Linked DNA regions of Homo sapiens: region 2 is linked to region 1. A link is a contact called in ENCODE Hi-C data. All regions are on one chromosome and are shown on one strand. The core of a region is the stretch at or near the end of the contact, and the rest is flanking DNA. Distances in the headings are between cores, read along the strand shown.

Region 1 (4,870 bases), core at 1,472-3,971:
TCCCAGGTTCACGCCATTCTCCTGCCTCAGCCTCCCAAGTAGCTGGGACTACAGGCACCCGCCACCACACTCGGCTAATTTTTTGTATTTTTAGTAGAGACGGGGTTTCACCGTGTTAGCCAGGATAGTCTCGATCTCCTGACCGTGTGATCTGCCTGCCTTGGCCTCCCAAAGTGCTGGGATTACAGGTGTGAGTCACCATGCCTGGCCTTCCTAGCTCTTTTTTGACAACAATAGACGTGAATCAGATTTGCATATCATTTTTTAGAGACTAAGTCTAGGAATGCTTGTCTAAATATCACTGTTGCCTCTGTGAAGTTAAGGGCTTTTACCTTTTAGTAATGCCTTAAGGTATGCAATTCTATGTATCTACTTTCCTCTATATCATATTATACTCCTTTTCCTTCTGGTCTAATAATTCTTAATTCTTGCAACAAATACAAGTAATTCTAAAGTTATATTTAACCTTTTAACCTTATTTCTTCTAGGGTGTCACCTAGTAGCCATATTAATGTGTAAGAAACTGAATGTAATAGGGAGATGAAAATCTATTCAATTATGAAATCTGATTGAATGTCAGATAAATTTTTCTTTAGTGCTCTTTCAAAATTTTTAAATGTAGTCAACCATACTTTATAAAAGGCAGTACTAAAAATGTATATAGTCAGCTTTCCACATCTGTGGTTTCCACTTCCATGTATTCAACCAACCACAGATTGAAAAATTATTTTTTTAAAGCATGATTACATCTGTATCATTAAAGATGTTTTTTCTTGTCACTATTCCCTAAACAATATAATATAACAACTATAGCATTTACATTGTATTAGGTATTATAAGTAACTTAGAGATGATTTAAGATATGCAAATGCTACACCATTTAATATAAGGAACTGGAGCATCCATGGATTTCATATCCATGGGGTGGGCAGGTGAGAGGGTCCTGGAACCAATGCCCCACGGATACCAAGGGACAACTGTATTTTGCCTTATAGGGTCATAATTTTCCAGAAATGTTGTATATCAGCCAAAGCCTTTGTGGTCCAAGCACTGTGACTGACACAACTCAACCTTTCTGGGCTCTGGTTTCCTAATCTATAAAATAAAGCATTTGAATCCTAGCAGATCTGAAAACCTATCTAATTTTAGGATTCTGTGAATCTAAGTACAGAAAAATCTACATTTCCCAAATGACAGATCAACAGTATGATAATACTGTGGGCTTAGGACATAGCATAATACTTCATATACCAGCAACTTTAATTACAATGCTTATCTAAAAAATATTTTTGGGGAAAAATCAACCTTAAGCTCCGCTGTTGATTTATTTTTCCTTAGTTATTACAAAATATCATAAAATGCTTCCATTTATATTTCTTAGACGGCTTCACAACATGATTCAAAAGTAAGAACTAGAGAAAAAGAATAAATTTCATATAAGAACTAAATCACCAATTCACAGAAGGCCCACGACTGTGGGAACTGCAGAGAGACGACACTGGGAATGCATTATTTACAATGAATAATTTAACAAATTCTTTCATAAGAGTAAACACGAAACAATCTACGGATTGAGCTTTAAAACTACAGAATTATGATCTGGAACCATACAAGTTCTGTTACTGTAGAAATTAACAATGTGTTTAAAAACTTCAGTTACAACAGTTTTCAATTTTAAAAACAATATAATGTTAGGTAACCGTTTCTGCAACGAAAAATTTAAAACATAGGCTACACTCAAAGTGCTACCGGTTTCTTTTAATTCTCCTCCTGAAGAATTAACCCGGGTCCTTAAATTCCCGGGTACTGAATCACTCAGTGCCACCTCCCCACCACCAAAAACCATTTAGGTACGCCGTTTCACACAAGGTAAGTTCGTCAGAAGTGTGTGCCGGAGTGACTGTCCATATGGTTCCAACACTGTCCCTTCCTTTTTCTCTTGAAAAGAGAGCACACACACACACACACACACACACACACTACACTTAGGCTGACTTACCTGTTTTCAGAATGTGCACTCGTGGCAGACAATTACCTCGGACGGTCTCTCCGCCGGAGATGGGGGTTTCGGGCCCAAGTACCAGCCTCTAGGGGCCAGATTCCCTCCGGTCTCAATTCACTGCCACTGAATTCATCAGAAAGCGACCTACTTCCCACACCTCACTTCCCACTCCAAAGCCAGGGACTTGGGAGTCAGGTGGCGCAGATTGATGACGTAAAAGCCCCCCCTCCCTTCCCCGCAGAGCCTCAGCCAAAGCGACTGCGGTCGCCACCCCGCCCCCTTCTGGGCGCCATAGAGAGCGTGGCGGTATCCCGGAGCCTGCCGTCCGGCCCTACCGGGACCGATGCCCTCTAGTGGCTCAGTGTCCAGAAGCCGCCAACGAGGACGATCCATGGCATCCCGGGGCTTTGACGGTAAGGTCACCAGCTCTTCAGGGAGGGCCAAGGGGTGACGAGTACGTATGTGGCGCCACCGTGCGGACAGCGGTTACGGGGCCGAGATAGGAGAGCCAGGGGAGCGGGGAGAAAAACGGAAGCTGAGAGGGCGGTGCAGCATTGGGCTCCCGGAAAAGAATGAGAAAAACACTACATTTCCCAGAGCCCTACAAGGCCTGAAGTGGGTGGAGCTGGAAGCCGGAAAATTGGGTGCGCAAGAGGATCAGGGATAGCCTCTGAGCTCGGGTTCCCAGGGTTCGTAGCTTCCAACGGCTGCGCGCGCACTTCGGTCGCGGGCGGTGAGGTGCTGTTGCTGAAACGCTGCCGCTGAGGGTGGACTCGATTTCCCAGGGTCCCGCCGCGGGAGTCTCCGGCGGGCGGGCGCGCGCGAGCCACCGAGCGAGGTGATAGAGGCGGCGGCCCAGGCGTCTGGGTCCTGCTGGTCTTCGCCTTTCTTCTCCGCTTCTACCCCGTCGGCCGCTGCCACTGGGGTCCCTGGCCCCACCGACATGGCGGCGGTGTTGCAGCAAGTCCTGGAGCGCACGGAGCTGAACAAGCTGCCCAAGTCTGTCCAGAACAAACTTGAAAAGTTCCTTGCTGATCAGCAATCCGAGATCGATGGCCTGAAGGGGCGGCATGAGAAATTTAAGGTGGAGAGCGGTAAGTGAGATGCTCTTTCCGTCCTTGGTTTTGGGCTCGACTCCCGCCCTTTGGGTCTGGTCTTCCCCCATCAAGTTGGCACTGGGTACCGCTCTGTTAACCTCACTTCCTGGGCTCTGTGGATATCCTGAGCCTTCGCTTTCCTGCTCCTTACAGTTTGATAAGAAGCCTTTGAAAAAAAAATCTGAATCTAAGTTCAGTAGCATTTTCTTTGTAGTTAGGGTAGGCTCATACAGGGACGCTTATTTTCCTTCGTCCGGCAGACGGGAAACAGACTTGATAGAGTCTGCGAACCCATCTCTCTAAGCCTAGAGTACCTTATATGTTTTGTTGCACTTCAACTGATAGTGGCTCCGCCCTATTTTCTAGGCACCTGCATTCTAGGCCTTTGCCAAATTGACCACTCTGTGCACTTGTTCTTAGTGTGTGCGTCGTCCCGTGGCTCCAGAACGAATCAGATGTTTACAAAAATGAATATTAGGTGCATAAGAGCGCTGGAAACACAGTGAATGTGCAGTACATAAATTTAATATATCTTGATTTCTCTTAAAAAGTTGGAGTTTGATAGAAAACATTAAAATTTTCTTGTAATTACCTAAAGTAGGCCTTTAAGTAAGAAAGTTACTGACAATAATGGCTTGAACATCCTTGAAAAAAATATGAAGAATATAGTCATTACCATTAGTAAAATACAAACTTCCCGTTAATGTGTTTTGGTTTACCATTTGTTTGGGGAGGTTCATACTGTTCTTGCTAAGTTGACTGGAAATTCTGAACAAGTTTTTACTTCAAAAAAAGTGTAACTGTCAAGCAGAATTGACCTTGAAAATTAGTTCTCTGATCCCAGAGCTGAGTATAGTACATTGCATTCTATTTATTAATTTGCACCATAAATATTGAATGTCTTACATGTTCCTGATACTATGCTGAACATGATATTCAATCCCTTCCCTTGGAAAGTTTACACATTTACTTTTACATATATTTAGTAGTTTTATGCTTTCAGGTAATATCTTGACTACTATAAAAGAAGTCTTTTAAAACAAAGGAGTTTTTTTTTGTCTAAACAATTTTTTCTCGTGTAATAAATACTTTATTTATTAAGCAGTTTACTGATGTCTGGAGAAAATACTAAGATAAATGAGGTTACCTGCCTTGAAGACATTGATTTGTAAAGCCCCTTTTAGGCCTTATTTTTATTTTTTATTTTTTGTCATGTAAGTCGTTTGGAAATGCTTTAAGTCCTTTTCAGTGCTCAGTCTATTTATCTTTACTCAGATTCTCTTATGTGGAGCACAATTCTAATACTGTATCTTAAGTTTTAAAATCAAGGTTATTAGAAATAAATAACAGTATTCACAATGTATGTACATGTGTTTGATTTTGTTTTTTGTTTTTTGCTTGTCTGCTGTAGAACAACAGTATTTTGAAATAGAAAAGAGGTTGTCCCACAGTCAGGAGAGACTTGTGAATGAAACCCGAGAGTGTCAAAGCTTGCGGCTTGAGCTAGAGAAACTCAGTAAGTATTTAATTCATCTTTGTAAGTATTCTCGGAGTATCGAAATCTTCAGAGACTCCTTTATATACTTTGGAAACATTTGCTTACTAAACATGAAAATATTGATTAAGCATCATTGGTTTTTATTATGGTGATATTTTGATTTTTCACTTAGTGGTAAAGATTTTGTGAGAACACAGAATTTAATGGTCAGGAGGTCTGGATTCTTATTCTGATTTTGCTATTAAAATTGCTTTTGCCACATGTAAATCTTAA
Region 2 (4,870 bases), core at 1,346-3,845, 2.3 Mb after region 1:
AGAAGAAAAAATTATTTAATATTTTCTTCCAATCATCAAGTGGTCATCAAGCATATATAATCTATAAAATTCTTCTAGGTATAGTGGAAGTTAAAAGGCAATATAAGATCTTATCTCTGTCTCTAAAGAACTTGCAATTGTTAAATACATGCACACTTAAAATTGTTAGGCAAATAACAATATATGACTGTAAGTGATTAAAAACCATGTAAATGGAATAAAAAACATGACACAGCAGGTCAGAAGAGCTCTACTCAGAGGGACTGGTGAAAGATTTATAGCAGAGGTGGGATGGGATACAAGTTGAGCACTGAAGAACATTATGATTTAAGTAAGTGGAGAAGTAGAGTAATACTGCAGGTAATTACACAAAGGTGGGATTAAGCCACATACATTCAAGGGCCTGTAAAGAAACCTATCTGCCAGCAATAGAGAAACCTTTTTAATAAAACTTGTGATGGGACATGTTAGTGGGTACTGTGTATTTCCCTAGCCTCTTATTTGTATATGGAGAGAATCTGCTAGAGTATCAGTCCTAGCCTCTCTACCCACTCTTTCTCACTTTAAGAGTAGATTTTTTAAAAGGAATTGACAAGGAACTAGAGAAAGCTGCTTCTTTCAGACTACTGGTCAGCATAAGGGGAATACTTTTCAGGGGCCTACACCTGCAGGAGAATTCTGAGGCTGCCCAGCTATGCCAGCGACTAGGTGGATATGCAGGGCTAATGCTGAGTTGAATTATTAGCAGACCTGCATGGGGACAGGTCTAAAGTCACATTCTCCCATCAGCTTCACTGTAACTGTACAGGTTCAGGAGGACAGGGGTTAATTAGTTGTCGACTTCAAACATGTTTTGAAAATAACACCCAAAACATAATTTTGAGCCAGGTTACAAGGCTTTGGTGGTCAAGCTAAACATGTGATTTTATCAGTATGGAAACACTGAGGATTTCTAAGCAGGAGAATAATAAAATAAAAGTGTGTTTGGGGATAATAAATCTGGTACCATTTTACTGGATGAAACTACATAATTTTTAAATTAACAGAAAGGTGAAATTGGAAAAACAAATACCCCCTATTATTTTATTACTTGTTCTTTTTCTTTTAAAAATTAATTTGATCCTTCAAGAAGAGAAATCAAAAGGGGAGATTTGATGGTCAAGGTGTATACAGCCATTAACTTGAAAAAGAAAACAATCTACAAGTATATAAACTGAATAACACCACCAAATCTAGATAAAGTCTTAAAAAGTTGTTACTGGTGTTTCGCTTATTAAGTACTTATATAGTGCTTTCTGTATGTTGAATGGCTTACAAATATTCATTAATTTAATCCTGTAACAACCGTATAAGTAAGTATGGACTATTAATATCCCCATTTTTCAGGTGAGGAAACTAAGGCATAATAAGATCAAGCAACTTGTCCCAAATCACAAGGTTGATAAGTGACAGAATCAGGATTTAAACTGAGTCTGATTTTGAGTTCATGCGCCTAACCAATATGCTGCCTCTCCATGCTATTGTTTCCCTAAAAGGGCACTAAATAATATTTCCATGCTATTGTTTCTTTTTCTCACCTTTTGGGAGGATGAAGGGGACAGAGTAGGAAGATAAAATTAAGCAAGAGAAGCTGAAAAAGGTTAACTCTTCAAACTTATACCTTCAAATTTTTTCTTGGCTGTTTTTAGATGATTATGAATTATTGCTCTCTAGCAGAAGAGTGCAATTCTGTTAAAGTACCGTAGAGACTAGTTTTTGAGATTCTTACAAAACCCACATCTCCATTCACTGTCTATTCACTGCTTGGAACCGTACTTGTACAAGGCAGTAATGTCTCAAGCAGAAGTAAGCAGAGGACTATCTTGATCTCGCCTGCTGCTAATCTAGAAAAATACACGCAAAATGTGAGTAGCTCTGCTTTGAGCAAGAACCTATTCAAACTTTCGAAGAAATCTGAAATATTAGGAATCTGCACCTTTTCAAAATAAAGATGCATTCTGGGCCCAAGGCTAAGTGTAAACGTGACTGTGCTTAAATCTTTATCACTATGGACCCCTAGATCTTATCCATCGCCCACAAATTGTCTTGCATGGTTACCGTGAGGATTAAATAAATTTATCCCCCAAAGGGGATTTACCTAGACAGCAAAACTAGTGGAGCGCTTATTAGGGATCTCCGGCTTGAGAGGGGCGGAGTTACTGTCTGGCTCTCAGTTCCAAAATGGCTTTGGCTGGGGGATTGAGATAGTGCAACTTGTTTAAACAAACAAAACCGATGCTGCCTGAGGCTGGCAGTTGTGCACACCGGTCCCCCTCGGTGAGGGTGGCGCGCGTCCTCAGTCTCCCACTGAGGAAGAAAGAAAGAGAGCTGCCTGGGAGTGTTCTGCCTGGGTTAGGGGCCTGGACGGCGCCCTGCTCCTCTCGCGCCTCCTGACCTTAGGGTGAGTGCCCATCCAGGCGTCCTCAGGGGCCCACGAAGGAGCTCCACCGCCGTCGCCAAAGCCGCGAACACCGCCCGGACCCAGGCCGCTGCAGCCGGGGGTCGGCTCGGAATCGCCGCGCTCCTCCATGCCGGCCGGTGCGGCGCTCCCGTGGTGCACCACGACCCGCGCCCGGCCAGAAGCAGCGGCGCGCGCGCCTGTGGGTTCCGCTTCCCCGAGGCTCGCAGCTGCAGTGCGAGAGGGCTCAGAAACTGGGAGGAAAGTTGCATCAGCCCCTCCTTCTGACCAAGGTAGCTAGAACCTGCGCGAACGCTCTCTAGTTTCGCTCTGCGTTTATTCAAATCTGAGCAAATTCTAACGTGAAAAATATTAAAGAGTAGCCTGCGCCCTGAAGCTCTTAATCCTCTTTAAGTCAGTGCTGCCGATAACTCTCTGAGAAAGTTGGGGGATACATACGTCCTCTTTGCCTTCAGCAGTGGGGTCCTGGTTTCTGATTGCTGGGGACGGGAAAGGCCTTACTCAGTGCCCTGACATAGAACTTTAAAGTAGAACCATACTTTCAGGGTGGACCCACGTTTCAGGATTAGAGGAAACACGAGTTGCTGAACGAGTGTTCAGAAAGGTAGGATACAAACTAGCATAAGCATGTGATCTGGAAGCCAAGGATGAGGAGTTTCAAACAGGCAGAGTAGCACATTTTAAGTATTTTTTAATTTACTGTGAGTGAAATGGGAAGCTATTGGAGGCTCCTGGACGTTTTCATAGGATCACTCTGACTGATATGTTGAGGATAGACTGGAGGGAGCAAGGACACAAACAGAGACTGGTTAGGAGGCTATCGCATTGACCAGGACAAGGGTGACTCAAAATCCAAAGTCCCAGGCAGGACATAACTTCTGTTTTCAACCATGATAGACTAAGACCCTAGTGGACCATCCCCCAGCAGAAAACAATTTGGACACAATGCAAAAAGCTGAATATACTGGAATGTGAATAGTGGACTGGTAGGAAGGGCAAGCTTGCTTGAAGATCAGGAACTACACTTGGACACAATACAAAAAGCTGAATATACTGGAATGTGAACAGCAGACTGGTAGGAAGGGCAAGCTTGCTTGAAGATCAAGAACTCCACAAGAAAATTCTCCTCTCTTTGGCATTTAGCTTGGGGCAAAGTGCAGTCCAGAAGTCAGGCTCAGCAGTACCAGGGATGCATGTATAAAACTTATCAGTTATTCTTGTCTGGGGAAGCAGAAAAGTGAAGACAGAAAATTTTGAATTCTGAAGAGATTAAGAAATCCCAAGGAAGGAGTCAGAGAGTGGATCCCCAAACTGTCAACCCACATCTCTGAGAGATCCTGAACCACCCAAAACAGAATCACAGCAGCTCAGTTAAAAACAAAAGATCTGAACTGAGACCAGAGCTGTCTCCAAAAGGGAGAGAGTTTTCAGTTAAAATCTAGCCGGGAAAATTACCTACTAATACAAAGGAAATAACACTCATCAGAGAAGAATAATAGAATCCAGACTCTCCACTTAACACTCACAAAGTCCAGAGTACTATCCAAAACTATCTGACATATGAAATTCAAGGAAATGGATCGCATACTCTAGAGATCAACCCTGAGATGAATCAGATATTGAAACTGACAGATAAGGATTTTAAAGTGACTATTATAACTATCCTCAATGAAGTAAAACATGTTTTCAATGAATGAAAATCTCAGGAGACAAATAGAAAATCTCAGCAAAGAAAAAGAAAAAAAAAGATTTTTAAAACCAAATGGAAATTCTGAAAATTGAAAATTATAATTTTAGAAATAAAAAATTCACTGGGTGAATTTAACAGCCAAAAAAAATTACAAAAGAAAAAGTAGGGAACTTGAAGATAGAGCAATAGAAATTATTAAAAGTAAACAACAAAGAGAAAAATTATCTTTAAAAAGTGAGTAGACCAACAGAGATTTGCTACATGTCAGACAATCCAACATGCATGTAAACAACAGAAGTAGAAAAAAAAAGGGACAGAAAAAATTTTTGAAGAAAGAGTGGTGGCCAGAATTTCCCCAAATTTGATGAAAAACACATTTACTAGTACAAAATGCTAAATACATAGCAACTAAAATAAACACAAAGAAGTCTACATTGTAATAAAACTATTGAAAGTCAAAAAAATAAAGAGAAAAGCTTGAATGCATCAAAAGAAATAACACATCATACACAGGGAAAAGAAGGGCATCTATTATTGAATGAAATGTAAAGCCACACATGAAGATTCATATGTTGCCCTCAAATACATTACATTTGAATGAACCTTTGCCACCACAAAGCAGCTGCTAAGCCCGAAAGAAGAAAATGGCACTGAAATTAATTGGGTCATTGAAGCATGAAACACTGACACGAATTCAAGTGATTGGAAGTGAATAAATCTCT

What was found. Hi-C counts contacts between places; a loop is a spot of excess contacts on that map. Pooled maps may share reads with other maps.
Region 2: a map of CD8-positive, alpha-beta T cell shows a loop between it and region 1 (10-fold over the local background). The contact joins the promoter of TSEN15 here to the promoter of TPR in region 1. A Hi-C loop is called at or near these places in 2 of 168 maps with a recorded cell type or tissue (CD8-positive, alpha-beta T cell and naive thymus-derived CD4-positive, alpha-beta T cell), 1 of 37 single-sample maps with no recorded cell type and 11 of 50 pooled maps.

What each region holds. Positions count from the first base shown.
Region 1 is chr1:186,373,104-186,377,973 of GRCh38, reverse strand. It overlaps TPR (translocated promoter region, nuclear basket protein), which reads left to right and starts at 2,721. Exons shown (of 51, transcript NM_003292.3): 1 at 2,721-3,096; 2 at 4,511-4,615. The coding sequence starts at 2,946. It overlaps ODR4 (odr-4 GPCR localization factor homolog), which reads right to left and starts at 2,136. Exons shown (of 14, transcript NM_017847.6): 1 at 2,000-2,136. RefSeq lists enhancers at 2,107-2,296, 2,467-2,516, 2,677-2,976 and a silencer at 3,537-3,586.
Region 2 is chr1:184,049,455-184,054,324 of GRCh38, reverse strand. TSEN15 (tRNA splicing endonuclease subunit 15) reads right to left here and starts at 2,595. Exons shown (of 5, transcript NM_052965.4): 1 at 2,435-2,595. The coding sequence starts at 2,569. RefSeq lists enhancers at 2,516-2,810, 2,689-2,818, 2,879-2,988, 2,741-3,676.